2 separate regions of the Homo sapiens genome follow, and region 2 is linked to region 1. The links are chromatin loops, found by intact Hi-C in ENCODE. Cell type or tissue: HepG2. All regions are shown on one strand. Links, peaks and the distances in the headings refer to the core of each region. The heading gives the core; the rest is flanking DNA.

The links. A loop is a pair of places that touch in the nucleus more often than their neighbours do. Peaks named below come from ENCODE experiments on the same cell type or tissue, not always from the same donor. Only the 100,000 strongest peaks of a DNase experiment are listed, where the experiment ranks them.
Region 2: a loop joins it to region 1, with 2.5 times the contacts of the local background. A loop is called at or near these places in 3 of 110 quality-filtered maps.

The regions. Positions count from the first base shown.
Region 1 is chrX:115,488,581-115,504,137 of GRCh38, forward strand. No RefSeq gene overlaps it. Among named protein-coding and RNA genes, the nearest start is that of PLS3, 65 kb to the right of the region's middle. In HepG2, for the core only: no CTCF peak of the experiment used is centred there; no DNase peak of the experiment used is centred there.
Region 2 is chrX:115,385,684-115,401,240 of GRCh38, forward strand. No RefSeq gene overlaps it. Among named protein-coding and RNA genes, the nearest start is that of LUZP4, 100 kb to the left of the region's middle. RefSeq lists an enhancer at 13,480-14,053. In HepG2, for the core only: no CTCF peak of the experiment used is centred there; DNase peaks (open chromatin) are centred at 6,478 and 7,778.

The sequences.
Region 1 (15,557 bases), core at 4,346-8,345:
ATCTGGTGGACCCTAAATGCAATCACACGTACCTTTATAATATAGAAGTGAAAAGAATTTTGAGACAGAAAAGGAGGAAACAGATTGGAGTGATGTGGTCACAAGCCAAAGAACTTCTGGAGCCACCATAAGCTGGAAGAGACAGAGAAAGGATCTTCCCCTAGTACCTTTGGAGAGAGAACCCCTGTCAACACCTTGATTTTGGACCTCTGGCATCTGGAACTGTAAGAAAACAAGTTCCTGTTGTTTTAAACCATCAAGTTTGTTACAATTTGTTATAGCAGCCATAGGGAACTGCCTTTATGATTTCTGTGAACTAATTCTCTTGCTCAATGAGTCATAGCCTATGGATCCTAAATCTCCAATAACTAGTAGAATTATTGCAAAGAGTCTTTGGATCCTTATATGAAACAAGCCTGATGTTAGATCGTATACATTTATCTTGCATATAGATCTACTATTATATTTTTTCAAGCATGTCTATATATTATGTTTAATAGGATATTAATTCATAAAGTATTAGTAAACTCATACTAGCTTTTTGTCATTAACCAACTTCTCCAATAATAGATATTGAGAGTAGTATTATTATGTAAGCTTATAAGCACAATTTTATATTTTTATAATTTTTATTGTGATAAACATAACATTTACTATTTAAACTATTTTTAAAGTACAATTCAATGGCATCAAGTAAATTCACAGTGTAGTGCAACCATCAATACTGTGTAGGTCCAGAATGTTTTCATCACTCCCAAAGGAAACTCCATACCTATTAATCAGTCACTCCCCAATAACCCCTCCTCCAGTCACTAGTAATTACATATCCGCTTTTTCTCTCTCTGGATTTGCCTATTCTGGAAATTTCATATAAATTTGATTATTCAACATGTGTTCTTGGTATCTGGCTTCTTTCATTTAGCATAATGTTTTCAGGGTTCATCCATGCTATAGCATGTATCAGTACTTCATTCCTTTTCATGGCTGAATAAAATTTCATTTTATAAATATATCACATTTTGTTTATCCATCGATATGGTTTAGCTCTGTGTCCCCATCCAAATCTCATGTTGAATTGTAATCCTCATGTGTCAGGGGAGGGGCATGGTGGGAGGTGATTGGATAATGAAGGCAGATTTCCCTCTTGCTGTTCTCAGGATAGTGAATGAGTTCTCATGAGATCTGATGGTTTTGTAAATGTTTGCTTAATGATATTTTTATGAATAATACTAGTTTTATTTCTATATAATATTACATTATAAAGGTATATCACAATTTATTTTACGAATCTTCTATTGTTGAACATGTATGGTGTTTCTGGTTTTTTTTGCTACTATGAAAAATACTGTAGTGAATATAACTGAACACATTATTTTTAAAGGATCTCTTTATAATATCAAATATGTAAAAAATGAGACGACTGGGAATACACACACAAAAGACTGATGTTGGATCTTCAACTCACACCAGATACAATAATTAGCTCTAAGTGGATTTTAAAAAAAGAACTAGAACATATAGCTTTTAAAAGAAAACAGAGGTAAAACTAGATAACTTTGGATTTGGCAATGGTTTCTTAGATATGACACTAGGAGTTCAAGCAAAAGAAGAAAAAATAAACAAACTTGATTTCATAAAATTAAAAACTTTTATACATCAAAGGACACTATCAAGAGAGTAAAAAGACAATCCGTAGAATGGGGGGAAATATTTGGAAATCGTATATCTGATTAAGATCCTGTATCTAGAATACATAAAGACCTCCTACAATTCAACAACGAAAAGAAAAATAACCCAATTAAAAATAGGCAAAAAACTTGAATGGACTTTTTTCTTCTTTTTTTTTTCAGTGTAATTCCTTTTTAAAAAAATTATTTCAATAGTTTTTGGAGAACAGGTATGTTTGGTTACATGGATTAGTTCTTTAGTGGTGGTTTCTGAGATTTTGGTGCACCCATCACCTGAGCAGTGTACACTGCATCCAATGTATAGTCTTGTATCCCTTCTCCCCACTCCAACCCCTCCCCCTGAGTCCCCAGAGTCCCCGAATGGACATTTCTCCAAATAAAATATACAAATGGCCAACAAGTACATGAAAAGATATAAGCTTAAACTGATTAAAATATAGTATGTGCATATATATAACTGTATAGGCATAGAGAAAATCTTGTGGGATGTACAGCAAGGAGTTATTAATTTTGGCTATATATGGTGGTGGTGGTGTGTGTGCTTTTTATTGTCTTCTTTTTGTTTATATGTGTTTTAAAAATTTTTTATAAAATGAACACTGTTTTTGTAATTTTTCAAAAAGTTACTGTCTTACTAGTAATGTGTGATCTTCATTTTTTTAGGGATCAGAAACCATTGTTCTAGTCTGTTTAAGCCTCATTCCAACCTGTTCTATCCTGTGTTAGCTGACTGCCCTGTGCTTGGCATCTTGCCTATCTACTCTCTAATTTCTCTTTAATACTTCTCAGTATAGCAGGCTACACTTTTATGTCAAGTCATTCTACCACATAGCTCTTGTTCATTGAATTGATCCACCAAAGGAGGTATAGGAGCAGGGACATGACTGATGCAGTGACAACTCCCCAGCCTAGACGAGCCCTAATTTCTATTCTAACTCTGCAGTTAAGTTGATCAGAAGATTAGTCTTTTTTTCTAAGCACACTTTCAAAAAACTGTGTAATTGTGACTAGTAACTAATGGAGGCATTGTGGAAACTTGCATATGCCAAGAGTCAAGAACAAAGATGAGAGCTAAATGCCCAACATCTTTGTTTCTGGTTAAGACTGACTTATGGAATGCAATATATGTAGTAGCAGCAGTTGCTCTCTAACCCAGCAAACTTCTGTTCATGTTATTTTTATGAGGGCCGATTATGAAATTTTATTATTGGATCTGCTCACCCTTAAACAGTTCTACTCAAATCTTTGGATATAGCATGCTGGTCTGCAACCAACATTTAGTTATTTTTCTCCTTTTTTTGTATTTAATGGATTCCGGGAGTTCTGATCTCTTGCCAGTGCTTTCTTTGTGATTTCGTCCAATGACTGTCAGGCAGACACAAAGTCAATTTCTCAGAATCGATTTTTCTCTATCACAATCTCTTGCTCTATAGCTATCTATCTCTCTCTCTCTCTCTCTCTCTCTCTCTCCTTTCCCTCCCTTCCCCCGTCTCTCCCTCTCTCCTTTCCCTCCCTCTCTTAAAAAGGTCTTATTAATAGCATGGGCTTAGAAATTCCACAGTGTGTAATATTTCTTCATTAATGAATATTTGTTTGTCTGAAATGAGATCTTTACTATTTGAACTCATCACTAGGATGAAACTCAGTGAAAGAAATCAGCCATTTGCATCCATTTGACCTCTTTTTCATTTTTTTTCCATCTGGATTGCCACAGAGTTCTTCTTCCTGTTATTTTCATCTGTCTGAATATTAGTCACAACATTTCTAGTTCCTTTCTAGCTTAAGCTCTTTTCAGCCAGTATCCAGTTAAATCATTTGAAGTAAGCAAGATCATCTTTGATATCTGATCCTAATTGAACTCAAACTTTGTGTACAGATTATACTCTTCATTCAAAAGGCTTCAGATTCCCAGAAATCCACAAACTTTTGGGAGTTTTAGCTCAAGAACCATTTTTCAGTGTGTTTTACCCTTTGATCTTTCTTCTATGCCTGCTCGACAAACATAGACATAATATCTTAAGTCCCTGTGGACATTTTCCCCTGAAATTGTATTTCTTTCTCTCTTAGAAAAAAATCGAATTCTTTTTGTTGAGTTCCAGTGAGTTTGGCAATTGTTGGTGCTAATAAATCATAAATAGGAAGCCTGGTTCTCCTAAGAACAGAAAATAGTTTGTCAAATGACTGTGGAAAAATACCCAGGGCATTATTCCATAAACTTTATTAGATTCAAGAGGAGAATCATTTTTCTCCATATACTCCAATCTTGCCTATGTAGAAGAGTCACCTTGCCAGTGAATTATACCATTTAATTCAGGTAGAAGGAGATGCCATGACAGGAACATGACTGAAGAGAATCTTATGTATGTGACTGTCTTTCAGTCTTCACCTTACAAGATTACATCCACCTCCTTGAAACAATGCTCCCTTGATTTCTTTGATATAACCATTTGCAGTTTTCTGGCTCCGTTGTTGCTTCCTCCATCATTGATCAAACTTTAAATGCTGGAGTTCCTCAGGATATGGTTTTTTTCTCCCTAGATGATTTCATTCATTTCCAAGGTTTCAGCTATGCGCCAGTGAAACCATCCTAGATTTTTATACTGAGCCCAAAACCTGCCTACCATAGGTATTTCATAGGCACCAAAAATTCAACAGGGCAAACAGTGTATCCAAGATTTACATTACTTCCCCCAAATTCCTGTTTCCCCTTTAGTGCTTTGCATTTCAGTGAAAAGCACTGCTATACACCCAGTTAATCAAGTCAGAAAATCAAGAGTCATCTCCAACATTACACTCTCTCTTCTGATTAATTACTCACTAAGCCCTATTGATTCTACCACTGACATATCTGTCCACATCTCTCCTTCTCTGTTGCCAGGATTCTAGGGCAAGCCAACAGATATCACCTCTGCCTCTAGCTTGCACCTTGCCCAGCCTTCCATTCCAATTTGCACACTGTAAACATCAGGACCATTTAGCCACGTAAACCAGATTGTGTCACTCCTGAACATGAAAACCATTCAGTGATTTCCTGTTGCTCCTAGTGTAAAGCCCAAACTCCTGCCCTTACTCACTCTTCTTGTACTACTCTGGCCTTCCTTTACATCCTCCAACATGCCCAGTTCCTTACCATCTTGGTTCCTCTGCACATGCTGCTCTACTTGGAATAGCCTTCAAGACCCTGTTCCCCCACCAAAGGCTTAATATTCAAATAAATAAATAAATATCTCTAGAACTGATACTACATGAACTATGGATGGTAGCATTTAGGAAATTCTTTGGTTCATCAAACAGGAAACACATCAAACAGAAAACACATACATGTCCTATAGAAGGTTCTTCTTCCTGTTCGGCATGCCTACCTTAGAATCAATTAATATAATCAAAGTTTGTCTGTTGTTCTTGTTCATGCAGCAGTACTCTCTTCTATATGGGGAAATGCATAACTTAAAAGAGATGTTTTGCAGTGTCTGCATATTATGCTAAAAATGAAAATTTTATTCTGTCATCATGTAGACGTAAATCCAGATTTTTGACTTTATGTTTCCATTTTTATCCAAATATTTTTAGCTATCTGCACACATTATCTGTTTTATTAAGCTGCTCACTTAGTTTCAGGAATCGTTAAAATATGATACTTATAAGTAGAACTAGATTCCTGTGTATCTAAGCCATCTGTTGAGGTTAAAGATGAAATAATTATTTTAATAATAACATCTGGATGATAAGATTTCTCAAACAAAATTATATTTATTGGCAAGACAGGGCATCAGAAAAGGTTAACAGTAAGATTACATTTGAATTGGATGGTTGTTGCTCAGTAATTTTCTTTTTCCTATATTATTTACATTTTATACATGTATTTAAAAAGATAAATTGCCTTTGCTTTATGTTTGACTATATGTCTTTTCCCAGTAACACAAAAAGGATATTGCCAATGGGAAATGTTAAAACAATGCCCCATCTCAGACCGATTTTATCCCTAGATTACTCAGAGTTTAAAATAAATAAGAGGCAAATTGTCCTAGGCATGTAACCGGATACTGTCCAAGGCCTGTCTCCTACTATAACAGATGTGCTTTCAATGGCCCTTTATTGCTCTTCTTATCCTCCTCTTGTTCTGTTGTCCCCTAGAGTCAACAGCTGTGACTACTGTTTGGTCTCTATAGCACTCAGATTCCTTTTTCCTTTAGTCTTTCAGCAATCTCATTTTCCTAATATATTCGTGTTACTGCTATTGACTGTGCTACAGTATATGTTGCAGTAGCTGTTAGACTCTGAAATTCTATTTAATCTAGTTTTGTTACAAATAACTCCTAAATTTGGTAGATTATACTGAAGCCAACACTTTCTGGGCATGGCCAAAACAACCTGGCTCTCCATGTCATTCTGTAAAACTCTGAAGCTTTAGTTGGGAATGAACCAGGACACCAAAGTAAAGCAGATGTCTTAAGCCTACCCTAGGCCAAACATACATTCTCCACCCAAACATTCATCCCTCGCTATTTAAAAAAAAACTATTTATTGAACAATTACTTCGTGCAAGGCTTTATACATGGAAATAGAGATACCAAGATTATTAAGATACAGTCCTTGTCCTTAAGACTTAGAAATCTGCTGAGCACAGTGGCTCATGCCTGTGATGCTAGCACTTTGGGAGGCCAAGGCAGGAGGATTGCTTGAGCCCAGGAGTTCAAGACCAGCATGAGCAATATACTGGGATTCCATCTCTACAAAAAGTTAAAAAATTAGCCTGGCATGGTGGCACATACCTGTGGTCCCAGCTACTTGGGAGGTTGAGGTGTGAGGATCACTTGAGCCTGGGAGGTGGAGGTTGCAGTGAGAGCCATGATCATGCCACGGCACTCCAGCTGGGTGACAGAGTGAGACCCTGTCTCAGAAAAAAAAAAAAAAAAAAAAAAGACTTAAGAGTCTTAAAATAGAGACAGACTCAAAAACAATTACCATAAAATATGGTAAATAAGGCTGACAGAGGCCAGCCACAGTGGCTCAGGCCTTTCATCCCAGCACTTTGGGAAGCCGAGGCTGGCAGATCACTTGAGGCCAGGAATTTGAGACCAGCCTGGCAAACATGGCGAAAACCTGTCTCCGCTAAAAATACAAAAATTAGCCCGGTATGGTTGCGCACGCCTGTAGTCCCTTCTACTCCAGAGGCTGAGGCGTAAAAATTGCTTGAACCTGGGAGGCAGGGATTGCAGTGAGCCGAGATCGTGCCACTGTACCCCAGCCTGGGTGACAGAGCAAGACTACATCTCTCAAAAAAAAAAAAAAAAGCATGAAAGAGAACTGTGGATCAAAATAAGGCACTTTAGGGTCAGAAACCTTCCCAGAGGAAGAGATATCTAAGTGGAAATCTAAAAGATATGCAGGAATTAACTTCACTGAACACTAGAAAATAGATATCTCAATTAAGAAGTGCAGTGTTTACAAAGGCACAAAACCTTGAAGTAACATGGCTTACTGAGTAAACGATCAGTACTCCCTCATGGCTAGAATGTATGATTCAAGGATAGAGTGAGGGGCACAGTAAAAGAAGCCTGTGGAGGAGTGCAGGGGCAAGTCAACTAGGCTAAGAAGCACGCACTTTATCATTTAGGGCAATGGGGATCCACAAAAAAGTTTTAAGTAGGGGCATGATACAATCAGAATACAGCCTTAGATGGCTCACCTTGGTGGCAGTATGGAAAATAGATAGGAAAGGGTCAAGACTTCCGTCAAAATGATCCAGATGCAAGATAAGGGTAAACTAAGGCATTGGTAGAGGGACTGGAGAGGGGCTGGCATATTAGAGACAATTAGAAGGTTGAATTGCCAGTACATGTAATAATACAGTTATGATACAATGTGGGAAGTGCTATAATAATGGTAAATACAAAATACTGTCTAGAAGAGAAAGCAAACTTTTTTTTTGTCTGAAAGAGTTGGGGAGATGAGTTTTGGTTATCCTAGGCAGAAGAAACAACATATGTGAGAGCACAGGTGAGTGAAAGTAATTGTGTGTCCAGTGAATGGCACGAGTGGTGTGTGTTGTGAGTGTATGTATGTGTGTGTATGTTTAGCAACAGAGCACTTTTCCCAACTAAATCTTTCTCCAAACCTCGATATTTAAAATAGACAGAAGTGGTGGACCACTTTTGGCAAAATGTTTCACTGGCAGAACTCTGGAGCATCCTGCCCTGTGAGTTTCTGTGGAGCTTAGTTGATAACCTGCTGGGGTAGAACCTTATTTGCTTAAGCCCAAATCACTAAGCTAGGCTAAAAGTGGATTATTAGACTACTTAAGGAGAAATTAAATTAGCTGCCTCTTACAAGTTTTCTTGATCCATTGCTCCCTCAATCTAAGCTGTGTGCCATGTACTAGCTAAAGCACTGCAAAGAGCTTTATTCAACCTCTGCAATTAAGGGGAAACTGAGAAACCAATTCCTTTGTCCATAGGGCCAGTTGCATTTTAGCAATCCCCCATACCCCTTCATCAGTCTTTTACACTTTAGTATTAACATAAGTAAATGAGTATCTTATCCCAAGGACATATGCAATGTATGCATATTGAGTTCTAGGTTTAATACATGAGTTCCGAGGTCCCCATCTCACGCTGTCTCAACAATGACTCTCAAAACCACGTTAATGTATCTTGGTGGGGGTCAGGAGGGATAATGCCTTCCTCCATACTCCAGTTTCCTGCTTTTTACATTATTCTGTTCTTTGGGTTCATGTTCTTCAACCTGGGTGCACATACTCCCAAGGCACCCTCAGACTTAAAGAGATACATAGGTAGGTATTGTTTGAGTGTCTTTTTGTTTTTAACAATTTTCCAGATTTTTAACTTCCATGTGTACTCTTTCCTAAATTTGCTTTGTGTGAGAACATACCTGATGGTTCTACTTTCCCACTTCCTTTCTCCCACTTTACAAAATAAAGGCACATCTCTAACTCATCTCAAGGCTTACCTTGGTGCCTGGCCCCAAAACGAAAACTTCTTGAGCACCGAAAGGGATCATTGGAAATATTGATGCTGATATTGAGAAATGTGTGAGCACAAGTACTGAGTGCATCACTTTAATGATGGGATAACAAATACTTTTATAAAGGCAAGTCGTTTCCAATGCCTTGCTTTCAACAAAATCAGAGGAGAATCTAACCAAGTTGTCATTTGCTAGATCATTACACAGATAGATTATATTATGATCTATCATAAAAATTATGATAGATATAATGTAATCTTTGGCATATATTTAGGAAAGTGCTTAATTGAATGATATTATTTTAACTAAACTTTCATTCTTATCTCATTTACATGAACAAGATTTCTCAACATCTTAAGTATACTAAAAATATTGAACTTGTTCTCATTCTAACAATAAGTAACATTGATCCACAGATATATGAACTACTTTAAAAAATCCCCTTCCATCACATTAAGAGATACATTCCCAATAATATTCTATTTTATGTTTATTAACTATAAGGTTTTATAATATATTTATGTTACTCTAACCAGTCATGTGCTAATGATTATAAAAAACAAAAAAGTCCCAAAGACTCTAAGCCTTACAGTCACAGGAATAAAATTTTTTTACAATGTAAATTTACATGTTTTATGGTAGGAATTGGGATGTGATAACAAAAGATATTCTAAACAAAAATATATTACATTAGGATACAATTCTGTGGTGTGAATAGAATCAAAATATAAGTTCAAGAGATAAAAGTATGATATAAAATTTCTGGCTGTGCTGGGCGCAGTGGCTCACGCCTGTAATCCCAGCACTTTGGGAGGCCAAGGCGGGCAGATCATCTGAGGTCAGGAGTTCAAAACCAACCTGGCCAACATGGAAAACCCCGTCTCTACTAAAAATGCAAAAATTAGCTGGGTGGGGTGGTACACACCTGTAATCCCAGCTACTCAGGAGGCTGAGGCAGGAGAATTGCTTGAACCTGGAAAGCGGCGGTTGCAGTGAGCCGAGATCATGCCACTGCACTCCAGCCTGGGTGACAGAGTGAAACTCTGTCTCAAAAAAAAAAAAAAAAAAAATCTGGCTGTGCAAAAGGAGTATCTTTCTCAGGTGCAGTGGCTCATGCCTATAATCTCAACCACTTTGGGAAGCCAAGGAAGGAGGATTGTTTGAGTACAGGAGTTTGAGACCAGGTTGGGCAATATAGTGAGATCCCATCTCTACAAAAAATAAAAATAAAATTTAGCCAGGCACAGTGGTGTGTGCCTATGGTCCCAGCTACTCAGGAGACTGAGGTGAGAGGATCACTTGAGCCTGGGAGGTTGACGCTGCCATAAGCCGTGATGGCACCACTGCACTCCAGCCTGGATGACAGAGTGAGACTCTGTCTCAAAAAAAAAAAAAAAAAAAAAAGAAAAGAAAAAGAAAAAGAAAAGAAAAGGAGTATCTTCATGTATCTTTTACATGGATAATGGTGGATATCAAACTGCTATGGTGCTATGGTAATTGGTCCCACTTATATTTTTTAAAATGATGCAACAGTTTTATTCTCAAACATCAATATTTGCAATATGCCAGAAATTACATCACTTGAAATATTTAAGCTTTCATAAATCCCTCCATAGTTGTTAGATGTCAACTTTAAGATATGTTATAGAGTCCAGGTATGGTATGGTAGCTTATTCCTGTAATTCCAGAATTTTGGGGGGTCAAGGTGGGAGGATTGCTTGAGGCCAAGAGTTCCAGACCAGCCTGGGCAACATAGCAAGACCCCATCTCTATTTTTTAAAAAGAAGAAAAAAGATATCTATGGAGCATAGAGTTTTTCCAAAATTCCTTTAGAGGTTATGCAAGTAAAAATATGTGAAGACCACGGTTTAGGATAGAGAATTCACTAAGGGCTGTTTTAACCTACCTCCATCTTCAGGGGTTCCTGTTCCCAAGAAGTGCCAAGGGTGAAGCAAACTGTAGCTATTGTGTCACTAATTTGTTCCCTTTTCAGGCCAGAAACAGGACCTCTTCCTATGCCAGACACAAGACCTTTCTTCCCACTAACTTTTTGTGTCTCTACTTTTAACCTCTGTGGCCACTTGTGCTTTCACTTTCCTTTAGCTCTCCCTGCTTCCCCTTTCCTAACTCAAACTTTCAACAGGGCTTCTCTTCTTCCTTTGCCTGAGTACAAATATGCCTTTAATTGAATATGATGAATTCACAACAGCTATAAATTGAAATTTTCAGAAGCCAAAAGAGGGAGGCTTCAAGTTACAGTCTCTGGAAACATTTACAGCTAAGGGCTCACAGCTGCCCCTCTTCCCCAGAGAATTGCCCTGGTCTAATAGGAGCTGCCCATCAAGGAGGATACACCCCGGTCTGGAAGCACTCCCTAGCCAGAAACCTGATAAGAGCTTTAAAAGGCTGGTCTCTTGACACCAGAGGGAACAACATTGCTGTGCGGTTTATGCTCAAGAACCATCTGCCATGGATCAAGTCAGTGTGAGCCTGTCCTTCCCAGTTCTAAAATCAAGCACACCCTTCTCCTCCTTGTTGATATGTTCTATCAGACATCTTTCCCCCAAACAGACCAGTTCTGGATACATTGAAAATCTGTAGACATAGATACGTCCTCCCAATGCCAGTCCCTATGATATCTGATAGTACCTGCTGTCTTAGAGAACTCTAGCAACTCTGTTGCCTTCTGCCCAGTACGAACTTCCCGCTGCTTTTGCTCCATGTGTTTGAATAAATGAATAGATGAATGAATGCATCACCAGCAATGGCTTGTTCTCTATGTTCCGTGGCTTCAAGGCTGTGATCAGGTTGTGAAGAGCTAACAGAGTTCTTATGTTTTGTAGAGATGTTGCTTCACCATGTTGGCTAGGCTGGTCTCGAACTCCGGCCTCACGTGATCTGTCCCCCTTGGCCTCCCAAAGTGCTGGGATTACAGAGGTGTGCCACGACGCCTGGCTGAGATTTTTTTCTTTGACCCATGTGTTATTTAGAAGTATATTTTTAATCTCCAAGTATTTGGGGATTTTCCGGTTATTGCTTTCAAGCATATTCCATTGTGGTCTGGGAGCGGGCATTGTATGAGTTCTATTCTTTGGTATTTGTTAAGGTGTGTTTTAGGGTCCAGAATACAGTCTATCTTGGTGAGTGTTGCATGTGAGGTTGAGAAGAATGTGTGTTCTGCAATTGGATGAAGTTATCTGGAAATTTCAATTATATCCAGTTTAATGATGGTGCTGTTGAGTTCAACTATGTCCTTACTGATCTTCTGCCTGCTGCACCTGTCCATTTCTGATAGGGGAGTGTTGAAGACTCCAACTATAATAGTGGATTCATCTATCTCTCTTTTCAGTTCTATTGGGTTTTGCTCTGTTGTCAGGAGCATACACGTCAAGAATTATTATGTATTCAGGAAGAACTAACCCCTTCATCATTATGTAATGCCCCTCTTTATCCCTGATAACTTTCCCTGCTCCAAAATAGCTTCGTCTGAAATTAATGTAACTACTGCCACTTTCTTTTTATTAGTGTTAGCACATTATATCTTTCTCCATCCATTTACTTTTAATCTTATGTGTTTATATTTAAAGTGGGCTTCTTGTAGACAACATGCTACTGGGTCTTGGTTTTATGGGGGGGCTTTTTTTTTTTTTGACAGAGTTTTGCTCTTGTCTCCCAGGCTGGGGTGCAATGGCATGACCTCAGCTCACTGCAACCTCTGCCTCCCGGGTTCAAGAGATTCTCCTGCCTCAGCCTCCTGAGTAGCTGGGATTACAGGTGCCCACCACCATGCCCAATTAATTTTTATATTTTTAGTAGAGATGGGTTTTCATCATGTTGGCCACTTATATCAAACTCCTGACCTCAGGTGGTCCACCCACCTCGGCCTCCTAAAGTGCTGGGATTACAGGCATGAGCCACCGTGCCCAGCCAGCTTTTGTTTTTTTGATCCACTCTGAAAATCTGTCTTTTAATTGGCACATTTAGACCACTGACATTCAAAGTGATTATTGATATAATTGGGTTAATATCTACCATATTCGGTGGGATGCAGTGGCTCACGCCTACAGTCCCAACATTTTAGGAGGCCAAGGCGGGTGGATCACTTGAAGTCAGGAGTTTGAGATCAGCCTGGTCAACATGGTGAAACCCCATCTTTAATAAAATTACAAAAATTAGCCAGGCATGGTGGTGCATGCCTGTAATCATAGCTACTTGGGAGACTGAGGCAGGAGAATCGCTTAAACCCGGGAGATGGAGGTTGCAGTGAGCCGAGATCACTCCACTGCTCTCCAACCTGAGTGATGAAGTAAGACTCTGTCTCAAAACAAACAAAACAGAACAAAACAAAACAAAACAACGAGAAAAAAAATCTAACATATTCATTACTGTTCTCTATTTGTTGCTCTTGTTATTTGTTCCTGTTTTTGGCTTTTCATTCTTTTTCTCTTTTGTGGTTTTAATTGATATTTTATGTGATTCCATTTTTCTCTTCCTTTTAGCATGTCGGTCATAATTCTTTATTTTTTTAACTTTTTGTATTGGTTGCCTTAGAGTTTGCAATATACATTTACAACTAATCTAATTCCATTTTCAAATATCACTATACCACTTCACAGGTAGTGCAAATGCCTTATAATAACAAACAATTTTAATTATTTCATCTTGTCTCTTGTGTCTTTGCTGTCATTCATTTCACTTATATATAAGAATATGTAAGCATATATATATACACACACACATAAGCACACATAATCAAATATATTGTTGCTATTATTATTTTGAACTATTAGACCAACTAGGAATAAGAAAAATAAAAGTATTTGTATTACCTTCACTTATTCATTCTCCAGTGCTCTTCCTTTTTTCTGTAGATCTGAGTTGCTAACCTATAACACTTTCCTTCTTTCTGAGACACTTCTTTTAATATTTCTTGCATGACAGGTCTATTGGCAACAATGACCCTCACATTTTGTCTGAAGAATGTCTTTAGTTATCCTTCACTTTTGGAGGATATTTTTTTTCCTTCTGTTAGAAAGTTATTGAAGGATAATTTTGCAGTGTACTGAATTCTAGGTTGGCGAGTTTTTCTCTTAACACTTTAAACAATTCACTCCACTCCACTCTCTTCTTGCTTGCATGGTTTCTGAGGGGAAGCTGGATGTAATTCTTATTTTTGCTTTTCTATAGGTAATGTAGTTTTTTCCCCTCTGGCTTCATTCAAGATTTTTTCTTTATCTTTGATTCTTTGAAGTTTGAACTATGATATGCCCAGGTGTCTTTTTTTGGTATTTACTATGCTTGCTGTTCTCTGAATTTCTTGGATCTACAGTCTGATGTCTGACATTAATTTGGGGAAATTTTCAGTCATCATTGCTTCTAATATTTCTTCTGTTCATTTCTTTCTTCTCCTTCTAGTATTCCCATGATTACATCTTTTGTATTTGTCTCACAGTTCGTGGATATTCTGTTCCACTACTTTGAGTCTTTTTTTGCCTTTGATTTTCAGTTTGAAAAGTTTTTGTTGTCATATCCTCAAGCTCAGAGATCCTTTCCTCAGCCACATCCAGTCTACTAATAAGCCCATGAAAGGCATTCTTCATTTCGATTCCAATGTTTTTAACTCCTAGCATTTCTTTTTATTCTTTCTTAGAATTTCCATCTCTCTGCATTTCTTTTGATTCTTTCTTAGAATTTCCATCTCTCTACTTACATTATCTATCTGTTCTTTGATGTTGTCTACTTTTTTCATTAAAGGCTTTAGCACATTAATCATAGTTTTTTTTAAATTCTCGGTCTGATAATTCCAACATTCTTGCCATATCTGAATCTGGTTCTAGTGCTTGCCCTGTCTTTTCAAATTGTATTTTTTGGTTTTTCATATGCCTTGTAATTCTTTCTTGGTCGTGGACATGATGAGGTGAGAGAAAGGAACTGCTGTAAATAGACCTCTAGTAATGTAGTGGTAAGGTGTGAGGCAGGGCAAGCATTCTATAGCCCTATAGTCATATCTCAGCCTTTTAGTGAGCCTGTGTCCCTGCACTGTGTACTTTACAAATGCTTCTCAGTCCTCCGTGCCTCCAAATATGGTAAAACACGATGGCTACAGTGGGCTGGCATTGGGTATTTCCCTTCTCCCAGGTCACTTAAGCTCTCATGAAACTCCAGTAGGTTAGGCTCTGGTTAAATAGTTTCTCCTGGGGGCAGACTTTTTCAGACCTATAATCCCAGCACTTTGGGGGGCTAACACAGGAGGATTGCTTGAGCTCAGGAGTTTGAAACCAGCCTAAGCCACATAGTGAGACCCTTTATTTACAAAAAATAAAATAAAATAAATTAGCTGGGCATGGTGGTGTTTGTCTGTAATCCCAGCTGCTTAAGAGGATGAGGTGGGAGGATTGCTTGAGCCCGGGAGGTGGAGGCTGCAGTGAGCCATGATCATGCCAGTGTACTCCAGCCTAGGTGACAGAGCAAGGCCCCCTCTCAAAAAAAAAAAAAATTGTAACAAAAATTTTTTAAATAAAAATAAAGAACATGGCCGGGTGTGGTGGCTCGTGCCTGTAACTCCAGTACTTTGGGAGACCAAAGTGGGAGGATCACTGGAGTCCAGGAATTTGAGACCAGCCTGGCCAACATGGTGAAACCTCATCTCTACTAAAAATACAAAAGTTAGCCAGGTATGGTGGCACATTCATGTAATCCCAGCTACTCTGGAGGCTGAGGCATGAGAATCGCTTGAACCCAGGAGGTGCAGGTTGCGGTGAGCCAGGATAGTGACACAGCACCTCAGCTTGGGCAACAGAGTGAGACCTTGTCTCAAAAAAAATGAGAAAGAAAGAAAGAACAGGATGCTCTGGCTTATTTCAAAATGATTTCCTTTCCCCTCCC
Region 2 (15,557 bases), core at 5,840-9,839, 100 kb before region 1:
TGACAACCTTAGCAGAGAGAGAGAGATTTGAAGATGCCAAGGTATAGGTACTGTAAATGGAAGAAGGGCCCGCCCACAAAACAAAGAATGCAGATCTTTAAGCCGGAAGGCAAGAAAACAGATTCTCCCCTAGAGCTTCCAGGGAGCACAGTTCTGCCAATGCCTGAATTTCAGGCCAGTGAAGCTGATTTTGGACTTCTGGCCTCCAAAACTGCAAGAAAATAAATGTGCATTGTTTTAAGCCACAAAGTTTGTGGTAATTTGTTACAGCAGTCATAGGTAACTAATAAAAAGTCTTTCCCCACATAGATACTGTCAGGAAAAGATGAAGACCAAGATTTCACGTGTAGGCCATCACGACACTTAACAAACATAGAAGGACATATTAAAACGAAGGAAATATTGCCTGAACCTATTCCTTTGTTTTTAAATTGATGAGGTGTGCAATAGAAAACTGGGCTTATTGTTAATGTAGAAACCACTTTAGTTGAACAGTCTTTGAAGAAATTTGGCTCTTTTTTTGGATAGTGTCCCCCCAGCCTAAGATGTGCCAAACCAACCCCATCTGTGTGGTTTACATCAGAAAGCGTACTTTTTTCCCCTTTTTATTGTGTGTGTGTGTGTGTGTGTGTGTGTGTGTGTGTGTGTGTGTGTGTGTGGAGATGGGGTATCACTATGTTACCCAGGCTAGTTCAAACTCCTGGCTTCAAGTGATCCTCCTGCCTCAGCCTCCCAAAGTGTTGGGATTACAGGCATGAGCCACCATGCCCAGCCCAGAAGTGTACTTTTTTAAAGAACGTTTTGGTGAAAGATGACTGAAAGTCTTTACGTGATAGTTGAATTTTGACTTGAAATTCTTTATAAAAAAATTAAAATGTAATAAATGCATGGATTATCAGTTATTTACTTACAAATAACTTTAAGGAGCAGATAGGTTTTCAATACTTTAATGACTTAGGATGTCATCAGTAAACACCCCGTTAAGAATTTGGTGTTTTTGGTCGGGCTCGGTGGCTCACGCCTGTAATCCCAGTACTTTAGGAGGCCGAGGTGGGTGGATCACGAGGTCAGGAGTTCGAGTCCAGCCTGACCAACATGGTGAAACTCTGTCTCAACTAAAAATACAAAAATTAGCTGGGCATGGTGGTGCGCACCTGTAATCCCAGCTACTCAGGAAGCTGAGGCAGGAGAATCACTTAAACCTGAGAGTCAGAGGTTGCAGTGAGCCAAGATTACGCCACTGCACTCCAGCCTGGGCAACACAGTGAGACTCTGTCAAAAAAAAAAAAAAAGAAAAAAGAATTCGGGTTTTTCCACTAAAGATACTACATGGAGAGCATGAGAGTACACTCACATTCTGGTGATGACAGGATGGCATACTCTTTGAAGATTTGGCTTCACCTAAATTTTTTAGAAGGTAAACTCACTTTACCTAGAAGTCAACATGGATGTTGATGGGTCATTTGTAATTTAAAAAGGGGGAATTCCTATGAAGGAAACAAAAATAAAACACCATTTAATGAAACAGGTGTTCCCTTGGGAAGGGTTGTAGGGGTTGGGCTGGGGAGTGAAATTTTATGTTTCAAAAAGCTCGATCAATCTGAAAGTGACTGACTCTATAAAGGCTTCGTTTAAGGGCCACAATAGAAAAGTAATAAAAACAAACAACTATCCCTAAAAGTACAAAACCATAAATTCTGTATCGGTGGGTCTATATTTTTCAAAAGAAGCAAAAAGAAATGGGTGAATTTTTGTTTCAGAATTTGTTATTTTAATTTTGGTTTGGTTTTTAACAGTAGTATGCACCCTAGAGACTAATTATCAGCCTTTCATTTCCTGGTCACAAATTACTTTCAGCTTCATTGTTGTATTAGTATCCATTTTGTGGTGTTTACTTCTGTTTTTTAACCATGAATACACATATTGGAGTAAGGATGTGTAACTGAGGATGTAAAGCAATTTGCTACATATGCAGCCAACATTTAAGTCATTTCAAGCCATTAAAGCTTATAAAAGCAAATTATTTGCCCTTTCTGGGTCCGCTAACAATAACCTTCACCAAAGTGGTTTTAGAGGAGCATAGTTACTGAATTAGATCCTGCTGAATTAGTAAGTTTCTACTCCCCCAAACAGTATTTAGTAAGTCAGCATATCTGTAATTTTTAAATTACTGCTCTTATAAACAAAGACAGAGACAACTGGAGGCCACAACTTAATAGCTCTCTAGACAGTTGCCTATTCCAGTTCATGGGTGATATCTTAATGAGGATTCTTTACATCATGTAACTGGATATAGGAGGAAAGAGGTGACAGTAGCAGAAGGTAGTGGCAAGGTCTTTTGTTTGTGTAATAGGAAGCCTGGACTCTGTCCCTCTAGTGAGAACCCCTGAATGGCATATCTAGCTTCAGAAAAGCTGGATCATCAGTGTTGACAATCAGAAATCCTATTTACATTAATACCATCAAGCCTCTTGAGAATAAAAAACAGATTACTTTTTGACTGACAGTAAGGTTCCTGTGACAAAGAGATCAAGATCCTTAAACAAAGCAATGGGACAATAGTCACCTTTATCTTAGGAAGCATGAGAGGTAATGCCAAGAATGAGTAGTGAGCCCAGAGTAGAATAGGTTTGAGGAAGCTAGGCACTATCACAGACATTGGATTTTTTGTTGGCAGGGAGAAATGTTTTCCAATAAGACCCAAGTGGCTTTTGTTCAGATGTCTATGGTAGCGGTTGGCAAACTTTTTCTGTAAATGGTCGTATAGTAAATATGTTGGGCTTTGTGTCTCAAGAGATAAAATTGAGGATATTATGTCGGTGTTCATATAACAAGAGAGAGAACAAATTTCCACATATTCAATGTTCAGTAATAGTGATTTGAGGCCAGATTTTATTTATTCAGAAAAATTTCAATCTCAGCCCTGAGCTTAAAAAAAAAAAACTCAGTAAAAATTTACCACTGCTAAGCCATTGAACTTCAGTGTCATAGGGCAAGTCAGATATTCAGTTTCTATTTCTGACAAAAATTCACAGAACTGTCGATGGCTAAGTCCAGGAGAGAATGTGAACTTCATCACTGACGCTACTGGTATAATAACACAGTAGATGCAAATATTTTCTGCAAAGTGCCTGCTGAAGCAATGAATAACCATAGGCTTTAATTAACGCACCATCAGTAAATGACTTTCTTTGCTTGCCTAATAAATGAGCCACTTGGAAATTTACTTTTGTGGCAGCCTCACTTCCTGTGAAGAAATTCTTCTGCGATAAGGTATTCCATTTTAAATGTTCTAATTTTTCTGACCATTGCTTTCCTGTGAGTTGGGGATATTAAGAGTGCTTAGTCTGGAATTGTTGACATATACCGTATTCTTTGGATATCCTGCAGCTGTAGTGTCATTGCACAATAAACACAATGCTCTGCCATATAATTAGACAACCAAATATCCAAACTCCAGTATGTCTTAACAATACAACAATCAGAACTGGGTGTTGTGGTGTGTGCCTGCTGTCCCAGCTACTCAGAAGGCTGAGGCAGCTCACTTGAGGCCGGAAGTTTGAGCCCAGCCTGGGCAACATAGCAAGACCTCCGTCTCTTTAAAAATACGTACAACAATCAAAGTCCACGTCATTTTTCTTTGAAAGGCTGTAGAATTATAGATGTGTCACTGCAATTTATAATGCACTGAGTAACAGTGTGAAGAGATGAGAGAGCCATATTTGGTCTCTGTTGCAACTATAGTGTATAACTTTTTTTTTTTTTGAGACAGAGACTCACTCCCTCACGTAGGCTGGAGTGCAGTGGCACAATCTCGGCTCACTGCAACTTCCATCTCCCGGGTTCAAGCGATTCTCGTGCCTCAGCCTCTTGAGTAGCTGGGCTTACAGGAGCGTGCCACCATGCCCAGCTAATTTTTGTAATTTTAGTAGAGACTGGGTTTTGTAATGTTGGCCAGGCTGGTCTCAAACTCCTGACCTCAAGTGATCTGCCTGCCTTGGCCTCCCAAAGTGCTGGTATTACAGGCCTGAGCCATCATGCCCGGCCCCAAGTATAACTTTTGACTCCCCAAAATCTTAACTACTAATAGCCAGCTGTTGAGCAGAAGCCTTACTGATAACATAAACAGTCAAATAACACATATTTTGAAAGTTATATGTACTATATACTGTATTCTTACAATAAAGTAAGCTAGAAATGAGAAAATGTTATTAAGAAAATTATAAGGAAGAGAAAATATAGTACTTTACTTATCGATACCTTAAGTTTACATCATCTGTTTACAAAATAAATTGTCAAAATAGTGGGCCACCTCCCTGTGCAGACCTCAATGTATGGTGCATATCAAGCAATTCAACTTTTTCTTGTAATGTCATGGCTTTCCTCTGCTTCTTATAGGAGCACTTCCAGCACCACTAGGGGCTTTTTGTATGGATCCCATGGTGTTATTCAAGGTTTACCGTATTGCACTAAACATGAAGAAAAATAAAGAGCTCCAGGACAGGTCACTTTTTACTGCACTCCGGGATATACCAGAGAGACAACAGCTCACACAGAGATGATTTGTGTCACATGACGTTTTAAGCAGATATTCAAAATATTTAACCTCACCACAATAGCAACAGGAGGTGGCTACAAAATCATTATGTAGCACAGAATGTATTACAGTTAATTTTATGCAGTTATGATTCATGTAATAAGTTTGTTTACATTTCTTTCAAATGGTGCCAGGTATGGTCTGTGTTTGTGTGCATTCATTTTGATAAATTTTATCTTTTTATAGTAATTTGTGTATATTTTATGGTTGTAAATGGTAACATAGACTATTATTTACATATATTTCATGCATTCATGACATACATTTTTCTTAATTTTTTTGATATTTCTAAACTAGGTGGTTTATCTGTGAGTTTTTCAAATCATCACAAATGTCAAAAAATTGTTCCAATATATTTATTGAAAGAAATCCATGTAACTGTGGACCCATGCAGTCCAAACCCATGTTGTTCAAAGGTCAACTGTACTTAACTCTGCTATCATAGCACAAAAACAACCAGAAATAATGCGTAAATGAATGACTGTGGCTATGTTCCAATAAAACTTTACTTACAGGCCCTGAAATTTGAATTTTATATAATTTTCACGAGTCATGAAATATTTTTCTTTTCTTTTTTTTTTTTTGAGACAGAGTCTCACTCTATCCCCAGGCTGGAGTGCAGTAGCGCGATCTCGGCTCACTGCAACCTCTGCCTCCTGGGTTCAAGCAATTCTGCGGCAGCCTCCCGAGTAGCTGGGACTACAGGCACGTGCCAGCATGCCCAGCTAATTTTTGTATTTTTAGTAGAGATGGGGTTTCACCATGTTGGCCAGGATGGTCTCAATCTCTTGACCTCGTGATCTGCCCACCTCGGCCTCCGAAATATATTTCTTCTTTTGATTTTTCTCATCCATTAAAAAATATTAAAAACCATTCCTACCAGAAGAAAACCTAGAGAAAAAGCTTCATGATATTGGAGTTGGTAGGTTTTATTGGATAAGAGATGAAAAGCACAGGCAACAAAAGCAGAAAATAGACAAATGAAACTACAATAAATTTAAGAAAGCTTTTGTGTATCAAAGGACACAATCAACAGAATGAAATATCAACCTACAGAATGAGAGAAAATATTTGCAAATCATGTATCTGAAATGGGGTTAATATTCAGAATTTTTAAAGAACTCCTACAACTCAACAACAGAAAAACCCAAATAAGCTAATTTAAAAAATGAGCAAAGGACATGAATATACATTTCTCCAAGGATGATATACAAATGGCCAGTAAGCATATGAAAATATGTATATTGCTAATCAGTAAATAATTGCAAATCAAATGAAATATCACCTCACACCTATTAGGATGGCTGCTACCACAAAAAATCAATAAAATAAAACATGTTGACAAGAATGTGGAGAAGTTGGGACTTTTGTGCACTATTGGTAGAATTGTAAAATGGCGCAACTTCTATGGAAAACAATATGGTGGTACCTCAAAAAATCAAAAATAGAACCACCATATGATCCAGCAGGCTTACTTCTGAATATATTCACAAAAGAATTGAAAGCAGGGCCTCAGAGAGATATTTCTATACCCATGTTCATAGCAGCATTATACACAACAGCCATGTGATAGAAACTACTCAGATGTCTATGGACCAATGAATGGATAAACAAAATGTAGTATATACATACAATGGAATATTGTTCAGCCTTAAAAAAGAAGATTCTATCATATGCTACAACAGGGATGAACCTCAATGACATTATGCTTAGTGAAATAAGTCAATCAAAAAATTGCAAGTACTGCATTATTCCACTGCAAATACTGCATTATTAAGTTATCTAAAGTATTCAGTCCTCTTAGAGACAAAAAGTGGAATGGCATTTGCCCAGAGCTAGAGGAAGGGGCAAACGAAGAATTGCTATTCAATAGGTGCAAAGTTTCAGTTTTGCAAGGTGAAAGAGTTTCCAGAGATCTGTTGTGCAACAATGTTTGTATAGTTAACACTACTAAACTTTAAAAATGGTTAAGATGGGCTGGGCACAGTGGCTCATGCCTATAATCCCAGCCCTTTGGGAGGCTGAGGTGGGCGAATGGCTTGAGCCCAGGTGTTGGTGACCAGCCAGGGCAACATGGAGAAACCCTGTCTCTACAAAAAAAAAAAAAAAGCAGGGTGTTGTAGTGCATGCCTGTGGTCCCAGCTACTCAGGAGATTGAGGTGGGAGGGTCATCTGGGCTTTGGGAGTTCGAGGCTGCAGTGAGCTATGATCATGCCACTGCATTCCAGCCTGGGCGACAGAGTGAGACCCTGTCTCAAAAACAAGATAATTGTTAAGATGGTAAATTTTATTTTTTTTAACCACAAAATAAATACAAGTTAGGGAAGGGATATTATTAAAAGAACAGTCTTGAATCTACTGTAAATTAGTTTTTAAGCAAATCATTCCCAAATTTTGAGATGTAAGTATATTTAGTAAAAAATGACTTGAGTCAATGCCTCACAAGTATTAAAATTCATAGAAACAGAAAGAATATTGGTTACCAAGGGCTGGAAGAAGAGAGAAAAGGGAATTGTTTAATGGGTGTGGTGTTTCAGTTTCACAAGATGAAAAAGTTGCAGAGATCTGTTGCACACCAATGTGAATATACTTAACACTACTGAACTGTACTCCTAAACATGGTTAAGGTGGTAAATTTTATGTCATTTTTTTAACCACAATTAAAAATAAACAAAGAAAACCTTCTTAGATTGCATGCCATACAAAAACAGACAGGGCACTGAACTTGGCGTGCAGGTTGTAGTTGCCAACTCTTCCTCTTTGGCCCAGCCTCAGGAAACTTCTCTTAGGTTCCATGCCTGAGAGTACTCTAAACTATAAGAACCACATCCACTTTTGGAGGATTCAATAAAACACCTGCAATACCAGTGGGTAGAAGTTTCTCTTTCCTCTTAGAAAAATTGGCAGTGGATGCAGTGGTGGAAAAACCAGCAGAGTTAGAATGGGAGATATTAAGGGACTGGATAATGGATGTGAGAATGTGTGGGCAATCATAGCAGAGAAGAAAGCGTGAATGGTGAGGAATTTGATAGCCTGTTTGAGGAAGAAGAGGAATATGGACATTGACAATCCACTGCTCACTTTTTACCCAGAGGATGGTGTCATTTTGGTGAGCAAGAGTTAATTCATTCAGTCACTGTGTAAACTTGGACAAGTCCATTCCTCTTACCTTATCTGTGAAAAGGAGGGTGGGAACATTCCTACTGCCCTCTCAGCTCTAAAAACCACAAGACTCTATCACCAAGCTGACAAAGTGCCAATGATTTTATCCTCTCATTTGTACAGCTTTTAAGGCAGGAGACTTTCTGTGTCTCCTATTGGGTAGATTTTATTCATTTACTCTAGCCAGTGTAGGTAAAAAACTAATTACAGTCTATGGAGTCCTGACTAACTCTATCCACAGCTGGGTCTTTTACTCAATACCTCAAGCCTCCCTTCCCCTGGGAACCTGAGGAAATAGTGCAAACAGGGAAGGGAATTAGGAACCATTGTTAACTCCAGTTTCTTTTCTTCTTTTTTATTTTTCTCGCTCTGTCGCCCAGGCTAGAGTGCAGTGGCTCGATCTTGGCTCACTGCAACCTCCACCTCCCAGGTTCAAGTGATTCTCCTGCCTCAGCTTCCTGAGTAGATGAGATTACAGGCTCCCACCACCATGCCTGGCTAATTTTTGTATTTTTTAAATAGAGACGGGGTTTCACCATGTTGGCTAGGCTGGTCTCGAACTCCTGACCTCAGGTGATCCCCCTGCCTCGGCCTCCCAAAGTGCTGGGATTACAGGCATGAGCCACCAGGCCCAGCCTTTAATTCCAGTTTCTTAGCCCCACAGCAGCTACCCCCTCCTGTTAAAAATCTCTGAAGTCTCTTCCAGTTCTTTAATAGGAATGGTTGGGGAAAGAGTCTTCTTTATGAAAAGAATGTAAATCCCAGTGCTTTTGTTTGTTTGTTTGTTTTGTTTTGTTTTGAGATGGAGTCTCACTCTGTTGCCCAGGCTGGAGTGCAGTGGCTCGATCTCAGCTCACTGCAGCCTCTGCCCCCGGGTTCGAGTGATTCTCCTGTCTCAGCCTCCCAAGTAGCTGGGATTACAGGCGTGTGCCACCACACCCAGCTAGTTTTTGTATTTTTAGTAGAGATGGGGTTTCACCTGTTGGCTAGGCTGATCTTGAACTCCTGGCCTCAAGTGATCCTTCCGCCTTGGCCTCCCAAAGTGCTGGGATTATAGGCGTGAGCCACCGCGCCTGGCCAAATCCCAGTGTTCATTTTAAAAAATCATCATTGTGTGTGACAGCGTTATCAAAAGCAACAGCAAAGTTCTTTTAGCTTTTTTTTTTTTAAATCCTCTCCTCCTTCATTAGGACTACCAAGGAAAAAGCAGGAATTTAAAGGGACTCATAACAGACCTTCCTCCTTCCAGTTGTTAACCAGGTTAATCGGATTCATTCCAGTTGTTAACTTCCTTCCTTCCAAAGAGGAAGAAGTGTCCTTTCTGTTGGCCTCTAGTGTGTTGGGGAAAGGGCCACGTGTTGGGAGGAGGGCCTTTATTAATGGGATCACTCCAGTAGCTGTCTCATTTGCTTTCCAGTTTGCAGCTGTCCCGTGATCTGATTATTTGAATCTCAGCCTCAGAACTGACTTGCCTTTGTTTCTGGTTCAAGAAAGCTCTAGTTAGAATGGGAAAGCTCAGCCACATTGTTCAAGTTAAACACATCGCAATGGCGAAACATGAACCTCAAGACTGCTGTATCGGGGTTAGAATTTTCAAAGTGAATGCCTTTGCCAGTGTTGTGCTTTTGTTTACTTCTGGGGCTGGTTGTGGTGTTAGCCTCACATTTGCTCAGCCATTTTCCTGGGGTGATTTACCATAACATTTGGTCCAATAAAAAGGAAATTAAATATCTATTGGCTACCTTTGTGCATTCATTGCCATGTTACAGTTGGAGCTATAATAATAATAATAAAATGTCTTGCAGGTGTAAGTTGTGATTAGTTATACAACACTTGCACATCATGTTCTTGTTTAACATAACAAACCCTGGGAGGTAAACAGAGTAAGAGTTTTATCCTCATTTTACTGATGATAAAACTGAGGCTCAGAAAGCTGAAGTGACTTGCCTAAGTTAGTGGTTAATTTGGAACTAAAACCTACCTGAAGATAATAGCTTTTTACAGAACATCACACTGCCTACCCTCTTTCAGAAAAGCAGAGAGGTTGCAATTTTACAAGGTTTAGACTCAGCCTGGAGGCAGGAGGAGTGGTTAAAATCATGAAACATTTTGGGAGGCCGAGGCAGGCGGATCACGAGGTCAGGAGATCAAGACCATCCTGGCTACCACAGTGAAACCCCGTCTCTACTAAAAATACAAAAAATTAGCCAGGCGTGGTGGCGGGCGCCTGTAGTCCCAGCTACTTTGGAGGCTGAGGCAGGAGAATGGTGTGAACCCGGGAGGCGGAGCTTGCAGTGAGCCAAGATAGCACCGCTGCACTCCAGCCTGGGTGACAGTGTGAGACTCCGTCGGAAAAAAACAAACAAAAAACAAAAAACAAACAAACAAAAAAATCATGAAATACTGAGGCACTGATTGGTGAAGAGCTGCTGCTTTGAGCCCTTTGAATGGATGCCAGTTGCATCAGCATGGAGGAGTCTTTCTGGGGGCTGCCCTGCTGCCTGTCTGCCAACAGGCTCCCATCCATGTGTCCAGATGACCAGAGCTGAGATAGCACCAGCTAGAGTGGAAACAGCACCCCTGGCAACAGGACCAGCACCTTAGTGTGCAAACTGTGTACTGAGCCCACAGCTGACCAGCATGCCCCTCAAGGACCTTCAGCTAGCCACTGATGAGAACTTCTGCCTCTCCAATATATCCTACTGCTTCTTAAATACTTTTAATATTATCCAAACATGTACAACTAAGTCGAAGCAACAGCAAAACTGTGAAATAGATCCCTATCATTTGTCTTTTCTCCACAGTGGGTGCCCTGCCCCTGAATGGGTGCCTGGTTCCTCAGGTTACCCCCTGCCCTAGTCTGTTAGAGGCCTTCACTTCAGAGTGATATCTGGGCTAGGTCTATTCAGGCTTTTCCTCCCTTCCTTTTACCATACCCACCTATCTAAGCTGTCAGAGCCTGACTTTTGAAAGTTTTAGTGACTAGTGACAGATAGTTGTGATGCTTAAAGATATAAAGTCTTAGCGACATCTTTACCTATGAAACTTTAGGCCCCATGGGGGATGGGACAGGATATATTTTTTGAGAGCTGGCTTTTCTGTTCTCAAGCCCTATCTTGTCATAAATATCTACAAAACTAGGTCATGGCTTACTGCAGCCTCAACCTCCTGGACTCAAGTAATCCTCCTATTTCAGCCTCCTGAATAGCTGGGACTATGGGCATATGCCACCACACCTGGCTAATTTTTAAATGTTTTGTGGAGATGGGGTTTTGCTATGCTATCCAGGATGGTCTCAAACTCCTGGTTTCAAGTGATCCTACTGCTTCGCCCTCCCAAAGTTCTGGGATGACAGATATGAGCCACTGTCTCCTGCTCTAAAATACATTTTTAATGTATGATCGCCTTCTATTCTACAGGAAAATAAGGAGCTATATTTAATACAAGAAATGTGTTTAGGAGGAGGGTATTTCTTTCAAAGGCATAACTCTGAAAATAAACATAAATGCCATATTTCGTGGTTAAGAGCACAGGCTTTCAACTCTTTTTTACAAATGGCAAGAAAATAATCCCAGCATTTTGGGATGCTGAGATGGGAGGATAGCTTGAGGCCAGGAGTTTGAAATCAGCCTGTTCAACATAGCAAGACCCTGTCTCTACAAAAACTGAAGAAAAAAAATAGGCGTGGTGGTGTGCACCTGCAGTCCAAGCTACTCTACTCAGGAGGCTAAAGTGGAAAGGATTGCTTGAGCCCAGGAGGTCAAAGCTGCAGTGTGCCATGATTGCACCACTGCACTGCAGCCTGGGTGCCTGGGTTACAGAGGAAGACACTGTTGAAAGAAAGAAAGAAAGAAAGAAAGAAAGAAAGAAAGAAAGAAAGAAAGAAAGAAAGAAAGAAAGAAAGAAAGAAAGAAGGAAGGAAAGGGGGAGGGAGGGAGGAAGGAAGAAAGGGCAAGAAAAGAGGGAGAAACTTATAGATTAAAAGAAACTTAAGAGATGACTTATCAACGAAACGCCATTATATGATGCAAACCTTTTCTGGATCATGATTCAAATAACCCAATGTGAAAAAAAAATGAGATAATTGGGGAAATATGACCATGGATTGGACAATTAATGATGTTAAGAAATAATGCATTTTAAAGGTATTATAGCTATTTTTTAAAGAGTCCATTTCTTTTGAAAATATATATTGAAATATTTACAATGAAATGACATGAAATCTTGAGTATGTGTGTGTGTGTGTGTGTGTGTGTGTGGTATATGCAACCAGTGTGTGTGTCCTATAAATAGCTTTGCAATATACAAGATGTCTACTGTTGTTTTGCAACTGAAGAGCTTGTCTAGGAAAGAGTTTGCAGTGGCAGCACAGGTGGAAACAGTAGTGAAGAATCAGACAGTTAATCCTGAGGAATAAGAAAAGCCTTGCTTCACGGGCAAAGATTTCATGATTAAAACATTAAAAGCAATTGTAACAAAAGCAAAAATGGACAAATGGAATCTAATTAAACTAAAGAGCTTCTGCACAGCAAAACAAACTACCATCAGAGTAAACAGAGAACCTGCAGAATGAGAGAAAAATTTTGCAATCTATCCATCTGACAAAGGGCTAATATCCAGATTCTACAAGGAACTTAAACAAACGTACAAGAAAAAAGCAAACAATTCCATTGAAAAGTGGGCAAACGACATGAACAGACACTTCTGAAAAGAAGACATTTATGCAGCCAGCAAACATATGAAAAAAAGCTCAACATCACTGAGCATTAGAGAAATGCAAATCAAAACCACAGTGAGACACCCTGCCATGCCAGTCAGAATAGCAATTGTTAAAAAGTCAAGAAGCAACAGATGCTGGCAAAGCTGTGGAGAAATAGGAATGCTTTTATACTGTTGGTGGGAATGTAAATTATTTCAGCCATTGTGGAAGACAGTATGGCAATTCCTCAAAGACCTAGAACCAGAATTACTATTTGACCCAGCAATCCCATTACTGGGTATATACCCAAAGGAATATACTTCATTCTATTATAAAGATATATGCACACATATGTTCATTGCAGCACTATTCATAATAGCAAAGACATGGGACCAACCCAAAGGCCCATCAGTGATAGACTGGGTAAAGAAAATGTGGTACATATACACCATGGAATACTATGCAGCCATAAAAAGAAATGAGATCATGTCCTTTGCAGGGACATGGATGGAGCTGGAAGCCATTATCCTCAGCAAAGTAATGCAGGAACAGAATACCAAACACAGCATGTTCTCACTTATAATTGGGAGCTGAACAAGGAGAACACATGGACACAGGGAGGGGAGCAACACACACTGGGGCCTGTCAGGGGTGGTGGGGAAGGGAGACCATAGGGATAAATAGCCAATGCACGTGGAGCTTAATACCTAGGCGATGGGTTGATAGGTGCAGCCAACCACCATGGCACACGTTTACCTGTGTAACAAATCTGCACGTCCTGCACATGTATCCTGGAACTTAAATTAAATTAAATTTTTAAAAACGGAAAAGCCTTGCTTCGCAGCACTAAGCCTTTAAAAGCATCCTTAGGAACAAAAGTAGCGTATTTCTTCTGTATCTGTTTTTTGTCCTCTCTCTACCACCTCCCACCCCACATTGCCCCATAGTGAATGTTAATAACCAATTAATTCTCCTCAGATTTCCTCAGAATACTGAGCGGGAAAAGTCTGGTTGCCACTGAAGCAGGAATACAGATCCCTTCCTTACATAGTCCTTATACCTGACATAGGAATGGAGAACTCTGTAGTCATACTTTAACTCTTTTAACAAACATTTACCAAATGTTCACTACATGCCAATAGTCTGCTAGACACTCACACGTTATCTCAGTGATCTGGTCCAGACCCGTTTTACATATGAGTAGACTGAGGTTTGGAGAGATTAAGCGGCTCACCCAGAATTACACACACTGCTAATGTAATCATGGGCCATCAATGCCTGTGGAGGCTCTGTGGTCTGTGAAGGGGAGAAAATTACAGAACAAAGAGGCCCTTCATGTTTAGGTTCAATACCAAGCCCATGCTGCACACAAAGGTTCAGAGCAAGTGAACAACATGGAGTCCACTGAGCTCCATTGTAAGGTAGAAGTGGACTACCAGATGGGACCTTTGCCAGCCCTGAGCCATTAAAGACTTCCTGAGCCCAGCCAATTTACCTGCTTTTCAATAAGATCTTTATTTGCCCTTCTATTCTTGTCTAAAGTTGTTGTCATTTCCTTTTCTGTCTGGCGACACTGAAAGCTGCCTTCAGGCAGTATGACCATGCTGGCCCCTTCTGCAACCCCCACCTCACCAAGAAACATATCTTAGGATTCCCTTTGTTTGACTTTTTTCTTCTTTTTTGAGCAGAAAGCATCTTATCTCTCACATTTCTAGAACTTTGGCTATTCAAATTCTTTATTGGATCCGCAAGCAGCTCAGGGTCGGGAGTAAATGGAAAGTGCTGTCCTAGCAGCTCTGGTTTCATTATTAAGCGGTTGCATTGGGAGACATATGGATTCACAGGACCAGAGCCTCTTAGAGCTGCCAAGCTCTCAGAAACTGTAGAATTGGGCCCAATCTGGGATGACTGCAACTTGGCTGCTAACAGTTCATTTGTTTGTTCGTTCATCCCTCCCTTCGTTCTTTTATTCCAGAAACACTTCTTAACTGCCTACTTGTGCCTTGCTCTCCCCGCCCAACTCAGGCGGCTGTTATCTTGAGGAAGGGGGTGAATGGACCAGTAAACAGAGGGTCACCATCCAGTGTGACTAGTTCTATGAAGGAGAGGCGGTGTCAGATAGTGGTTTAGAAAGTACAATTTAAAAATCACACAGTCCTGGTTTAAACTTCAGCCTTCATACTTATTTGTTGTGTGGTGGTGGATGAGCTATGAAACCTCCTCAGTTAATCCATAGTGGGGAGGTACCTGGTACTAGAGCAGCACAGATAGGCAGCAGAACATCTCTTTCTGACTAATGGGGATCCATAAAACCAGGAGCTAACATGGGAGAATTTTATCCTTAAAAACATCTTATCTTTGGCACGGTGGCGTGCACTTGTAATCCCAGCCACTCAGGAGGCTGAGGCAGGAGGATCTCTTGAACCAAGGAGTTGGAAGCTGCAGTGAGCTGTGATCATGTCACTGCACTCCAGCCTAGGCAAGAGGGCAAGACCTCATGTCTTTCTCTCTCTCTCTCTCTATCTCTCAGTGTGTGTGTGTGTGTGTGTGTGTGTGTGTGTGTGTGTGTGTGTGTGTGTATGTGGGCGCATATATATATATATCCTATGGCAAGGGCAGGCAACAGGCAGGTAGACGGCTGGGACAAGGGATGTTTGTTCATTGGGACGAGATGTCCACAGGGGCTCTAGTTCAGAGTCAGATCCATAATTTATAGAAGGATTTAGGGGGCAAGGCAGACTTCACTCCCAGAGGAAATATACGGCTGGCTTTATAGAATGAGAGTATAAATTAGGACTTGGAAACAACAGAACCCGGTAACCAGAATACAGGGGCCACACTAAACAGTACAGGAGCCCTGCTGACAATGCTGGGGTTGGCAGGCATGGCAGTCCTGAGAATGTGCCACTCAGATTTCTGCAGGGACAGTGACCAAGCTGCTGCTGTGCTCTGAAATCATCGCCTTGGCACTGAGGCCATGCTTCCTACGGCTGCTCCCCGTCATTGTGTGAGCACAGCAGGGAACCTAGACAGGCCTGTCCATGAGACACTGGATTCCTTTGACTGGTGACTGTCTCAAGGACTCCCTGGCAGCCTTGT